Regions from separate parts of the Homo sapiens genome. Here region 2 is linked to region 1. Evidence: read pairs that join two places in POLR2A ChIA-PET (ENCODE). Cell type or tissue: OCI-LY7. All regions are shown on one strand.

The links. Peaks named below come from ENCODE experiments on the same cell type or tissue, not always from the same donor. Only the 100,000 strongest peaks of a DNase experiment are listed, where the experiment ranks them.
Region 2: POLR2A ChIA-PET joins it to region 1 with 8 read pairs; 2 of 35 experiments call an interaction of 5 or more read pairs at or near these places.

What each region holds. Positions count from the first base shown.
Region 1 is chr11:60,388,268-60,390,767 of GRCh38, reverse strand. MS4A7 (membrane spanning 4-domains A7) reads right to left here. Exons shown (of 7, transcript NM_021201.5): 5 at 1,172-1,378. Among named protein-coding and RNA genes, the nearest start is that of MS4A14, 6.9 kb to the left of the region's middle. RefSeq lists an enhancer at 1,202-1,271. In OCI-LY7, no CTCF peak of the experiment used is centred here; a DNase peak (open chromatin) is centred at 1,077.
Region 2 is chr11:60,475,891-60,478,390 of GRCh38, reverse strand. No RefSeq gene overlaps it. Among named protein-coding and RNA genes, the nearest start is that of MS4A12, 16 kb to the left of the region's middle. In OCI-LY7, no CTCF peak of the experiment used is centred here; a DNase peak (open chromatin) is centred at 1,190; H3K4me3 peaks cover 2,096 bases; H3K27ac peaks cover 2,278 bases.

The sequences.
Region 1 (2,500 bases):
TCTCATATTGTAGGAAGTTCTTTTGGACTCCAGTTGTCTCAGAATGGGAAGCAGTTTGGGGTAATGAAATTCATTTTCTTTAAATTAAACCCCCAATATGCCTCTCCCACCCCCATTGCTTTACCACATGTCTGTCCTACACCAGGATGACACTATCTACTGGGTTTCCTCCAGACAGGTCTCTGTGCTCTTCCACTTCCTCAAGCTCCTGAACCAAAGGGGTTGCTTTTGACAATCTCTGGGTCACATGAGCAGACCCACAGGAGTGCAAAAGCTTGCACACATTTTCTGAGATTTGTGAGATAGATGGATCCAAGGGAATGAGAGATACTACCTTGGGTTCCCTGTGCTCCTACTAGGAGGATTCATAGAGGAAGAAGTCTTTCTTCTTAAAAGGCCACTGGTTTATGGTTTTAACACCATGATACTATATTTATAGGATTGAATAAGCAAGGCTTGTCACCACGAACAGGTAGTGATCATCAAGTTTGGGAGAAAGGTGCCAAGAAAATGCTGCCCAGAGAGGTTGACATTTTTTCTAGAAGTCAAATCCGTTGTCTCCCTTCCCACCACTCTCTGTCAGCCCTGTTAGACCAAAGTACAAAATAACTATGTATTTGGACTTAAGGTTCAAGTTTTGTGCCTAACATAATGTAGCATACAGGCTTGCATTTGAAGATTAACTTAAACACCGTACAGCCTCTGCTAGTCCTCAATTCACTGATGATCAGAAGACAAGCATCTTTAAGGGGTAGGGGCATCCAACCCCTGGAAAAGAACCCAAAAGAATCCCAAATTAAAATATAATTCAAATGAAGAATATTTCTGCCTGTGATGAGTAGGAAGAATATTTCTGCCTGTGATGAGTACAACAAAGGTTGTACTTTAAGAGTTAAACCCATTAAGGTTGGAACGTTTGTGATTAAGAAAGACCAGTGGAGGGATAGACTCCCTACTGTCCTTCATGATTTCCTCTTTTGACTTTCTATAGTACATCCCCCACACCATGCAGTCAGCAGACAGGCCTCTTCCAACCACAAGTTTTTGTTTATTTCTGTCTGTCTCCAGGCATTCGGACCGACCAACCAGAGACTGCCAGAAAAGCAGAGAGTATGCAAAGGGGAGACACAGAGATTTCACATGACAGGATATTCAGTCTGAAACTACTCACTGTTAAACTGACACTGGTCAGGAGACAATCTTTGATTTCATATATTGGATAATAGTACTCCGAATAAGGCAATGAGGATAGATAATCCATTTCTGAGCCACAATGTTGAGAGGCAGTCCTCAGGGCTACCATGCTGTCAGCAAGGAGGAAGAGGCCTGCTCCTGCAGTAACAGAACTCACTGCATTTGAGGTCAAGCTGCTCAGGTCCTGGAAGAGAAACTCTGCATTGGGTTCTCATCACAGAATCAGCACGTGACACTATTAGTCCTCTGTCCATTGTACTGCAATGGTGCTTCCTTGGGTCTGTTTCCTTCCTGTTTCCTTGTGTGGGCACAAACTGTGTTTTATTCATCTTTGTATCTCTTGTCGCTATTTAGTTAATCATGTGATATAATTAGTAAATGCTTATTGAATAAGAAAATGCATGGATAATTCCTCCTTAGGGAGAGGGGTTCTGGCCCATTGACTCTCTATAGCACTCAAGATAGAGACAGTGCTGCTCAGGTCACTGCCAACATCTCCCATGACTTCCTCAATAGCCTTAGAATCATTCTGTTGCCTTCAGGGCTTCTAGAATATGGACTTCGGTCCCCTCTGGTAAACTGAATCCATGACTTTGATTTACATAAAAGAGCAGCTTCAGAGAAAAGGTGGAGGCAAACTGGAAAAGTTGGAAAACCTATCTATAGGTCTGTGGGAACATAAAATAGGCTTTCAATTGACAAGCAATTGATCTTGAATTGACAATCAATATTTGTTCAATATGACAAGCATATGCCTTCGATTTTCCTAAGTGACAGGGCATGAGGCAGAGGCACATGGGCTTAGACCCTGTGCTTCTCTCTCCACCCATTCACAAACAGAAATATTATCAGACTGTAGCCACTTTTCCCACAAACCTTGGAGGGAGAAAGGGAGGAAGCAGCTATAAAGCCTTTGCTTCTCTCCGTAGCAGCCTTTCTCTCTTCCCTGCCACACACCCATAGAGGTGATTTAGGGAAAAGCCACATCCTGACTCAAGAAGATACAGGGCCTGGCTAGGCACAGATGAGGACACATGGATGGTGCATGAGGCTGGTATATGCTCCTGATGATTGAAGCTGCAGTCTAGAACCCAGGATTATGGAAGAGGGTTTTGAAGAGTTCACAGCATTCATTGGTTGGAGTCATAGTTCTGGACTTAGAAACTGAAATCCTCTCCTCCTATCCCAGCTCTGTCACTGACCCATCTGTCACTGATCCATCTGTGTGCTTGAGCAAGTCCTTCTTACTCTGGGCTTCAGTTATCTCTTTTATAAAATGTGGAAGATGAATCTTCTGATCTCAGAA
Region 2 (2,500 bases), 88 kb before region 1:
GGAGGTGCATGGGAATTAGACCGCGGGCTCAGACTGGACCAGCTCTATAGTTTTACATTGCAGATAGGAGATCATTATGAAATAATTTGCAAATACCCGGACATGCAGGCTTGGAAATCAGATGAGTAAACAGGATTGAAAATGCAATTACATGAATTAGTTACCTAAAATTGATAGACTGAGTTATGGGAATGGATGAGAGTTTTTGGGGGAAGGTAACACTTTGTAAGGAATGTGCACATTTGGTTGTCAGAAAAAATGCAACTAGTGAAGATGAAATTGTGTATGTCTAAGAAAGTAGGAGAGAGAGTTAAGAGTGTCCCATCTTGGAAGCTAAGGAAGGGCATGTGTCTCAAAAGGCAAGGAAGCAAAAGGGCAGTGTTGTTAAATCTCACAGAATGAGAATTGAGTAGAATCCACTGGATTCAACAATTAAGAAGTCATTGGCAGCATTTGGGGAAACAATTCTAGAAAAGTATTAGAGAGAATAGACAGACTGTAATTCACTGAAAAATGAACGCGATATGAAAACATTCAAACCTGAAAGCAGACTCTGCTTTTGAGTTGTTTGGTTGTGAAGGACAGGAGAGAGAGAATTCAATGGTTTGCACGAGCATCTAGGCAAGCAATTACCTCAGAATGGTGGAAGGTCTAGAGCCTACAGACACAGCTAGATAAAAGGGCTACATTCAGTCAGCAAATTCAACAAATTCAGCTTTCCATGTGCTTGGTACTAAGTGCTGTGTATATAGGAGTAAACAACATAGACAAGAATTCCTGCCTTTGTGAAGTGTAGAGAATTTAGATGAATTAGTCTCCATCTCACTAGTGAGTAGTCAAGAGGATGGTGCAGGTGTAATTTAGACACTTCTATTCACTTAGAGCTAAAGTTCAGTCATATCACTTATAATAACTCATTGACAATTGGGTGTTGTAAAATTTTCTTCAAAGCAATTCTTGCTCATCTTTGATGGAAACAACCACAACAGCCAATACAGTAGCAACAAATCTCTGAGGTGCAGCATCAATGACAAGAACGATACTGCTCCATGAACCAGGTGAGATCAAGGAAACGAGAAGTCCCCAGCCCTAAAGCATCAGAAAGCTCTCATTGCGTAAATAGCTCTGGCACCATTTTTCATCAGCTTCTGCAGTAACAGATTTGCCCAGAGATGTATCCACAACTTTCTGTACTTTTATCTTTATAGGAAATGAAACTTGTTGAAGTTACGCTTTTGCGTTTTGCAGGAAACAGCTGCAGTAAATCAGAATTGATGACAGGAACAATGCATCACGAGATGACAGAAAACTTTATTAAGACATTGAATGCAACACACAATTTTTCTTCTTTTAAATTTGAATTAGGTGCTTGTCAAAAAAAAAAAAAAAAAGCTAAGATCCATCTAGGATATACTATTTTGCAGGCCTTTTGTTTGCCAGTGTGGAACTGCAAGAGATTCTCTTAAAGACTTTTTCTTTCCTGAGTTCTCTTGAAAATGTTTAATTAGCAAAGCTCTGAGAAAGACAAATTCAAAAAAAGGCTCTCATTGAACAGGACAAAATGGAGTAGAGTTCAGCAGAATTGAGTTTTCCGCAGGCGTTTAGCATTCTAACCTAGGATGCATGCTATTTTTAAAATCACTAGTTTTCACGGCAGCTGTACTGATAAAAGAAAAACTTCAGCCAAATTAAATTTAAAGGCGTTTAATTGAGCAATGAATGATGCGCGAATCGGGCAGCCCCTCCTCTAGCCAGAGGCTCAGAGACTCCAGCACAGTCACGTGGTGGAAGAAGATTTATGAACAGAAAAGGAAAAGTGATGTACAGAAAAGGAAATAAGGTAGAGAAACAGTTGGATTGGTTACAGGTTGACATTACCTTATTTGATCACGGTTTGAACAGTTGACTACATTTGATTGATCAAAACTTAGTGACTGGCACAAGGGTAGGCTACTGTCTGTTTACACCTCCACTTGTTATAGTTCACGATGTAAAGAAAAACTTTTAGGCCAACCTTAAAATACGTAGGGAGGCGGGCAGGGCACAGTGGCTCACGCCTGTAATTCCAGCACTTTGAGAGGCGAGGCGGGCAGATCACGAGGTCAGGAGATCGAGACCATCCTGGCTATACTAAAAATACAAAAAATTACCCGGGCGTGGTGGTGGGCGCCTGTAGTCCCAGCTACTCGGGAGGCTGAGGCAGGAGAATGGCGTGAACCCAGGAGATGGAGCTTGCAGTGAGCCGAGAACGTGCCACTGCACTCCAGCCTGGGTGACAGAGCGAGATTCCGTCTCAAAAAAAAAAAAAAAAAAAAAAAAAAAAAAAAAAAAAATGTAAGGAGGCAGCTTTAGGCTAGACTTGATTTAATTGGAATTATCTGGGGACCTTTTAAAAATCCCAATGCCTAATGCTAGCCCAGAGATTCTTTTTCTTTATAGTTTATTTTATTTTATTATTATTATACTTTAAATTTTAGGGTACATGTGCACAATGTGCAGG